2 separate regions of the Homo sapiens genome follow, and region 2 is linked to region 1. A link is a loop called in an ENCODE intact Hi-C map of the cell type or tissue named here. Cell type or tissue: ascending aorta. All regions are shown on one strand. Each heading gives the region's core, and the rest is flanking DNA. Links, peaks and the distances in the headings are about the cores only. Region 1 overlaps EYA2 (EYA transcriptional coactivator and phosphatase 2). Region 2 overlaps EYA2 (EYA transcriptional coactivator and phosphatase 2).

Region 1 (4,397 bases), core at 181-4,180:
AGTCGCTCCAGGCACACTTTGTTTGTTTGTTTGTTTGTTTGTTTGTTTTCAGATGGAGTCTCCCTCTGTCACCCAGGCTGGCAGTGGCACCATCTCGGCTCACTGCAACCTCCACCTCCTGGGCTCAAGCAACTCTCCTGCCTCAGCCTCTCCAGTAGCTGGGACTACAGATGCGGGCCACCATACCTGGCTAATTGTTTTATTTTTAGTAGACATGGGATTTCACCATGTTGGCCAGGCTGGTCTCGAACTTCTGACTTCACGCAATCCGCCTGCCTTGGCTTCCCAAAGCGCTGGGGTTACGGGTGTGAGCCACTGCGCCTGGCCTCACGCTTGTTTTTATGTGTTCCTCTCCACCTCTGACCCATGCTACCCAAGATCCCTCACTCGTCTTGAAAGAGGGTGGGGAGTCCCCACTCTGCCACAGACTGGCCATGTGGCCATGGGCAAGACCCTCCCACAGGCTGCTGCTTCCTCACCTGGACAGATTCTAACATCAATGGCTTGTAGGCTGCCTGTTGAGGACTTAGCTCGGTAACTTCTCATGTGGAGACATGGAAAGCCGGTCTCTTTGGCTCAGTCTTAAGGCATCTGGAAAAACCTGAGCTATTTTCCAGCTTGAACCTCACAGCTCAGGCGGTTTTCCCTTCTTTTTCACTCCAAACTATACCAAACTGCATTTGTGCCCTGTAGGAAGATATGATTTCTAGACTTAATTTTTCTTCCACAGGTAATCAATAGCTTTTAACAATCACTGTGTGTGTCTCGTGGTCTTCAATGCATTTGTTATGCAGAGTCCGTTATTTTCATGTCATCAATGGGGAAACTGAGGCTGAGAGAGGTGAAGGAAGCCCAAGGCTAGTAAGTGGTAGACAGTGGATTTGAACGTGGAGAGACTGGCTTCTGTAGTGTACTGTACCCTAAAGATAATGGAATACGCAAATACATCCTTGTAAGAAACTGAAAAATTATAACTGAGATTTAACATCGCTTTCAGCCCCTTCTCATGCCTGTCCTTAATTAATTCATTGTGCAAGTAAGTGAGGGTCAAAGAGTTTAATTTTTTATGGTGGTTAAAGAATCAGGGAAGTCAGGGGTTATGAAGACAAACTCTAGAACCATACTCCCACATACAAAGCCTGGCTCTACCCCTGCACTTGCTGGGTGACCTTGAACAAGTCACTTGACCTCTCTGTGTCTTACTTTTCTCACTTAAACTGGGAATAGTAACAGTACTTTCATCGTAGAATTATTGCAAGGAATAAATGAGTTAATGCCTATAATCTTTCGGAACATATCCCGGCATAAAGTTAGCCCTCAGAGATTATTTTTTATCAACATTACAGTCATCCAAAGGTTAGTTATTCTTCTTTCAAAGATACAAGACACAGACTAGATGTGCCCGGACACTGATGTACTCTGAGATGACTTTACCAATGTCCCCGAGAGACTGCATTTGTTTCATTTTATTCCCCTGAAAGCAGCACAGCATTGCAATTCTGGTTAGTAAAAGGTTCTGGGTATTTGGGTGGAATTTGTCGTACGCAGCCTGCGGGGATGAGTTTTAAAACTAAAATGTTTTATTTTAAATGAATAGATCACAGGGAAAGCTTCACATCATCAGATTCGTGTTTCTGAAACTTCCCTCATGAACTCTGCCATGGCTGTGTGCCACTTTTGCTATCAATTACTTGATGGACTTGGTTTTTAAATCATTTTTGTCTTAAGCAGTAAAAAATTGTAAAACCATTTGTTTCAAATGCTTTTTATATCTTTTCCAAATGCATAATAAGATAGAGACAGAACTCTAAAGAAAAAAAATGTCCATGTACATTTCAAGTTAATGTGGAAAGGGTGCCCACATCATTAAAAAGAAGTCTGCCCTTCAGAGACTAACAGATTCTTCCAGAATGTCTAAAGTCCCCAAACGGTAGCTACCTGAAGAACAGTAAGGAATGTGCCTGGGGCAAGTAACTTTCATTTTCTCCCCTTTCTTTGAGTACTCCTGGGAATGGGTCCAATTCCACAGTACCCTAAGTATTCCACTGTCATTTTATTTAAGTCGTATAACAAATCCTATATAGAAGGTGTCTGCTCCATGGGCTGATGAGGAGATTGGGGCTCAGAGGGCTCTTGTGATCTGCCCGAAGACACACAGCAGGTTGGTGATAGAGGGGACCCCATACCCTCTCCAGGAGCTGCCCAGCCTCAGACAACTCTGTCTCATGGTCCCACACCATAGCCAAGGGCCTGGCCTGGTCTGAGGAGGAAGTCACTTCATTCCGGTTGGCAAGAAATGGCAGGGATTCTTGAAGGATTTCATCCAGAAAAGGATTTTGCAACCCACTTACGTTACTTTTTCCATGTGCTGTTCAAGAAAAAATCTACTGGTTCTCAATGGAATGTGGGGTAAAAGGCCACAGCAACTCAGGCTCATTGAGGATGAAGGATGCTATTGAAATGTAAGAATAGATCATAAATAACTGGTTGGTCAGGGGAGTCTCTCCAGTCCACCATGATTGTTTGTGACCTTGTTCCAGGAGGGCTGTGGGTCATGTGGTACAACAGGCCCATGCTTTGGGTCACACAGACCTGGAATGGAATGCCGCTGGGCAGTCACTCGATCTGTCCAAGTCTCAGTTTCCATGTTTGTTAAATGGACACATGTATATCATGTATTTTTTTTTTTTGAGAGGATTAAATGAGCTTTGTGAAAGTGTCTGTCACATAATAACTCCTGTGAGCCATTTTTATGTCTCCTTCTTCCCTCCTCCATTCTCCTCCCTGAATAGACTTTTTTTTAATTTATAACTCTCAGAGGCATACCTGTATACTTTAATTTTTCAAAGTCCCAGAACTCAGGGCAAGTTTCATTCATTAGGTAACAGCAGAAGATTAAAACATCCATGGGGAGAGCTAACCGTTCAGACTCCCACCACCACTTTATGCAGTAGGAGGACTGTCTCTATTTTGTGAATAGGGAAACTGAGGCAGAACTAGGACTTGAACCTAGGAATTTGGGCTCCCCATTCTGGATTCCCAGTGATACAATCCGCCATCTGTAAAACCTGGTGAAGACTACAATGTTACAACTTAGATTAGGTTTGCTCATATAGCATATCAGATCTGGAAGGTTCTGAGTGGGCACCATTCAAAGCCAGGGTTGGGAGGGGCCGTGCGTCTTTGGCAGGATCGAGTAGCAGGAGAAAAATGAGAAATATTTTGTTTTTCTTTTCCAATTCATTAAGGCTTGTTGAGGGGAGCAAGAACCTCATTTTTTTCCTTCCCATTACTTCCCTTTTATTTTAGGGGAAACATGCATTTCAAAGACTGCTCAATAGCAGCGTTGAAGTCTCAAGTTCAATCACAATGTCCCCATTGTGGCTGGGGGACTCCCTGGCCTTTAAGCTTGGGTTATAAAAATTTGGTCTGAGCCCAAAGTCTGGCTTTAATAGAATATTTTAATTTTGTGTAATGAATATTATTTTAAATCTGTTTGGCAGTTTTAAAATGTGTTCTTTTATTTTCAAATTAAAATTTACTAATGTTCAGTGCTTTCTTGGGGGTGGGGGTACAGCAAGAAATGGGGGTGGTAATAATACAAGCTACCATTTATTGAGTGCTTACTATGTGCCAAACACCCTGCTCTGTGCTCGGTGTGCCAGCCACTCTTTTAAGCCTCCCAACCACCCCAGGAACAGTTAACTGCTGTCTCCGATGTCTGGGACGTTGAGAGGGTCAGACCCCTGCTGGAGATGGCAGTCCGTGAGTGATGGACTGACTCAGGCTCAGGCCAGATCTGTCTGAGTCCAGGGCCTGTGCTATCGACCACTGCCCAACATTCTCTCGATACCTAAAATGACTCAACTGATCAATAGCTTATAGACACCGCACTGATCCAGTGCACTGTTCCCCATAATCTCAATAGCTAGCTCATTGAACATTGAATGGAGGCAGGCAGTGTAGCAAAGCTAAGTGTTTTCCATGTATCGCCTCATTTATATTCTCACAATGGCACTATGAAAAGTTATTTTATTATTGTTGTTACTATTATTATTATCATCCCAAAGAGTCTAAGTAATTTGCTTCAGGTCAAATTCATAAATAATAATAATAACTGTAGCTGACACTGATATAATTCATACCACTTGCCAGCCGTAGTTCCAAACACTTCATGTTTATTAACTCAATCTCCACGATAGCTTTCTGAGGAAGGTGCATTATTATTCACCCTGCTTTACAGACGAAGAAACTGAGGCACCGAAAAGTCTGGTAACTTACCCCCAAGTTAAACGCAGGAGTAGGTTAACACTGAGGGGAAGTGTAACCTGAGCAGCCTGGCTCCTGGACTCAAGCTCTTAATCTCGAGGCTGAAAGTCAGTACCCAGGCTGAGGTT
Region 2 (4,397 bases), core at 189-4,188, 220 kb before region 1:
TGGGGTGGGGACTGATGGGTGCATTAATATTGCTTTTGTGTGTTTACAAATTGCTTCTAGAGTGAGCATTTGAGCATTCTACAAGAATGAAAAGTCTGAGTAATTATATAAGAATGAAACATTTGAGGATTCTACAAATCAGGGTTTTTCCGCTTTGGCACTGTTGGCATTTTGAGCCAGATAATTCCACGTTGTAGTTCCATCCTGTGGGTTGTAGGAATTTGAGCAGCATCCGTGGCCTCTACCCACTAAATTCAGTAGCACGCCTACCCAGTTGTGACAGTCAAAAATGTCTCCAGACGTCACCAAATGTCCTCTGAGGGACAAGATCACCCCTAGTTGAGAATCACTCCTCTAAATGATTTTTAAAATAATGAAAAAGCTTGGTCCTTAGTGTTAGTAAATTAACTTTGGAATTACAGAGTGGGCAATGAAACTAACTTTCTAACTTGTTAATGAAACCAGCTTTCTAACTAAGAGATGAACTAAATGAAAAAAAACAAACCTAAGTCTCTCCCCGCCAGCTGAGTGGGAGGTGCCACTTTCTTGTCTCAAGGGGCAGCTCTGCCCAGTAGTTAGGACTGACTCCTGCAGCCAGACAGCTGGCTGCAATCTGCGCTCTGCCCTTATTGCTAGAAGGTACGTGACTTGGGACAGGCCACTTAACCTCACGAAAACCCACGGCATCTACCTCCCTGAGACAGGTTAGGGAGGTGATGGGTGGAAAGCACTTGGGATGCATGGGCGGCTTGCGGCAAGCACTACTAGCGGGCTAGTCATCCTTGTTCACAGAATCGCTTCTCCGGGGCCTGGTTGGTCACACCTAGCATTTGCACTGGGCTGCCCCTTTCTCAGGTGCCACGCGAAGGGAAGGTCGGGGGAGGCGTTTGGCCTCGCGCTTTGCAATCCCAGGCCCTTTCCTTTCTTAACACTCAGACTGCATTTGGGCTGGGCTTGTGTCTCCTTGGGGGCCTTGTCTGGGCTTGCAGACTGTTGCTGCAAAGTGCAGACCTGCCCGTCTGCAGACCTGCCCTCTCTGGAGATGTCTCAAAAATACAGGCAGCTTGCTGCCTGCCTTCGCCTCACTTTTCTTCTGTGTCAATTACCCTGACGTCCTGAACTTCAGGACACATGTGCTTCAGCACCAATCCTGGAATGGAGATCTCCTCCCCTCTCTCTTTTAAAGAAAAAAAAACACACACAAACACACAAAACACATCAAAACCATCACACTATCCAAGCCAACTGGGTCTTTAAAAAATCACCGCCAAGGAGCTGTTTACAAGTTGAACAAATAATTACTCTGCCACAAGGAAGAAAAGTATTAATTAAAGCTGTTCATTAAACCAGCTCCCTATTCTGTGGGGTTTATCTCTTGGAAGTGTCAGCCAGAGGTCAGGAATGGATTAACACACAACAGAGAGCTTTGCCAGTTAAATCTCCTCCTTGTGGTTAGCTTTTAATAATAAAGTTGTCATTAAAAGAAAGAATTTAATGGTTTTAATTGGGTTTAATTACTTGGAAACTTTTGGAAGGCAGATCAGCTTGTTTAAAAAAATTTTTTTTAGAGGAAGACAAGAAAATGATGCTGATAAAGAAAAAATAAGTTGATTCACATGTTTAAACAGTAAAGTTAAAAAAAAACTTGGCTTCTTCGACAGTTTTGTGGGAGAACACCAAAAATAGAAAAGATAATGGGTCTATCTGTACTAACAAGAACTTAACTGGCCAGGCAGGTGGCTCACACCTGTAATCCCAGCACTTTGGGAGGCCGAGGCGGGCGGATCACGAGGTCAGGAGATCAAGACCATCCTGGCTAATACAGTGAAACCCCATCTCTACTAAAAATACAAAAAAAATTAGCCGGGCATAGTGGCAGGTGCCTGTAGTCCCAGCTACTCGGGAGGCTAAGGCAGGAGAATGGCGTGAACCCAGGAGGTGGAGCTTGCAGTGAGCCGAGATAGTGCCACTGCACTCCAGCCTGGGCAACAGAGCAAGACTCTGTCTCAAAAAAAAAAAAAAAAAAAAAAAACTTAACCAAAAGACTGTAGGATACATTCCATCATCGCTGAATCACAAGAGTCAAACTCATGACAAATGATGAAATCATGGTCAAATTTAAGAGAACAAAGAAAGATGTTGAAACCGGTTCCTCTTTTGGGGTTTTGTGCAACTATTCAGCCTCTTAGAATTTTTTTTTTTTTAATCTTTGAAGAATGTTCTTTCAGCTGGACATGTCTAGCAGCTTTTAAAGTATTTTTCTAGGATATAAATTTAAAGGCAAAAATAACAAATAAATAGATAAAATGGATTGTGGATATGGAGTAGAGTGACCAACTCTCCTGATTTGCCTGGGATTGAGGGGTTTCCTGGGTCTTGGGACTTCCAGTGCTACAAGTGGGAAAGTCACAGACAAACCTGGATGAGATGATCACCCTAACAGGAGTCACTGCCCAGGGCTGAGGGGCATGTGGTGACATGGGAGATGGGTTTGTTTATGGAAAGTCATTCCAAGGACTCAGAACAGGGTTTGATGCCCAGCAAGTGCCCGCTGCTGCCATCAGCATTGACAACATCCCCATCAACACCACGTGCTTTCTGCTTATTATTAGTAGTCGTCACACTTCAGCACACTTCCTCAGATAGAACATCTTACATAACCAGCAATGTGCTTCTAAAGATGCAGCTCTTTAAAAGATACTATATGTATAGCACACCCTTGACATAAGTGACTCCATCTTAGAAAAAGACTCCATCTTACATTTTAAAAGTCATCAAGTCAACAAGAGTCCAGATGTCTACCTAATCAATAGAGACAACACCCAACCAGATAAGGGTGTAACCCTTTACCACCAGTCCTCACCAGAGGACTCAAGGGTCATAAAATGAGCAGGACCTCACCAGCTTGACATCTTAACACATTCTGTCTCACTGTCACTTGTCATCAGCACCCAGAATTTGAAGCTGAAGGCTCTGCCCAAATAAAGGACTCTTGGAAGATACTGGCAAGTGCCCGGATCAGGACTCTCTCCTTCTACATGTCACTCTCCTTGGACTGGTTCATTAGGCCCCCCACTCCCCCACCTTTTTTTTTTTTTGAGATGGAATCTCACTCTGTCACCCAGGCTGGAGTGCACTTGGCACACTGCAACCTCTGCCTCTTGGGTTCAAGTGATTCTCCTGCCTCAGTCTCCCAAGTAGCTGGGATTACAGGTGTGTGCCACCAGGTCTGTCTAATTTTTGTATTTTTAGTAGAGACGGGGGTTTCACCATGTTGGCCAGGCTGGTCTTGAACTCTTGACCTCAAGTGATCTGCCTGCCTCGGCCTCCCAAAGTGCTGGGATTACAGGCGTGAGCCACCGTACCCAGCCCGTTAGTCCCTTTTCATATCCCCTTTATTCTTGATGCCTAATGTTGCTGTTTGGCATGAAATTCTAATCTATAACATTTATATATCAATTAAGTATACTATTATGTATGGTTTGCAATATTGACTGACTTGTGGAGTGGTTTCAGCCTTTTGTGCTCATGGCCCTGACTACCAAGTGAAAGGGTAATATTAAGGAGAATTGCCTCCTTGGGAACTCCAGACAGGTCATTCTCTTGTCTTCCTCTAGCTAGTGGCTTTCATAACTGAAATAGCATCAGTGAAAGCCTGACCTTGTGGAAAGACATAAACGTGCGTGGACCTGGTTATATCTGACCTTGCCCCACTCATGACAATATTTTAATAATAATATATAGTTTCAAATAGCTAGAAGGAGGATATTAAACATTCCCAACACAAAGAAATGAGAAATGTTTGCGATGGTGGATATGTTAATTACCCTGATCTGATCATTATACTTTATATGCATCGAAACATCACCATGTACCCCATGAATGTGTACAATTATTATCTGTCAATTAAAAAAAAAAGTGTCATTTGCTTATCTACAAAAACTCTTTACTACATAGGAGGTACAGCTCCAAACACTCGACATGTATTAACTCATGTAATCCTCCCCCAGTGACCCTATAAGGTGAGTATTATTGTTATTACATCCATGCTACAGAGGTGAAAACTGAGGCACAGGAAGGCAAAGTGACTTGTCTGAGGTCACATGGCTAGGAAGTGGAGCTGTCTTTGGATCTGAGTAGTCTGGCTCTTGAGACCAGGGGTGGTGAACTTTTTCTATAAAGGTTTGGAAAGCATATATTTTAGGCTCTGTGGCCCATATGGTTTCCATCATAACTATTCAACTCTGCTGCGGTAGCACAAAAGCAGACATAGACAAGATGTAAACGAATGGGTGTGACTGTTACAATAAAACTTTATTTAAAAAAACAAGCTGGGGGAGTGGGGAGGGAGCAGATTTGGCCCATAGGATGGATGTAGTTTGCTGACCTCTGCTCTT

What was found. Hi-C counts contacts between places; a loop is a spot of excess contacts. Peaks named below come from ENCODE experiments on the same cell type or tissue, not always from the same donor. Only the 100,000 strongest peaks of a DNase experiment are listed, where the experiment ranks them.
Region 2: it touches region 1 in a loop (1.9-fold over the local background); 2 of 110 quality-filtered maps call a loop at or near these places.

What each region holds. Positions count from the first base shown.
Region 1 is chr20:46,903,487-46,907,883 of GRCh38, reverse strand. The region is part of intron 1 of EYA2 (EYA transcriptional coactivator and phosphatase 2); the gene reads right to left. Among named protein-coding and RNA genes, the nearest start is that of EYA2-AS1, 3.9 kb to the right of the region's middle. In ascending aorta, for the core only: no CTCF peak of the experiment used is centred there; DNase peaks (open chromatin) are centred at 2,233 and 2,435; H3K27ac peaks cover 1,408 bases.
Region 2 is chr20:47,122,683-47,127,079 of GRCh38, reverse strand. The region is part of intron 9 of EYA2 (EYA transcriptional coactivator and phosphatase 2); the gene reads right to left. Among named protein-coding and RNA genes, the nearest start is that of MIR3616, 42 kb to the left of the region's middle. RefSeq lists an enhancer at 843-1,356. In ascending aorta, for the core only: no CTCF peak of the experiment used is centred there; DNase peaks (open chromatin) are centred at 836 and 2,479; H3K27ac peaks cover 2,032 bases.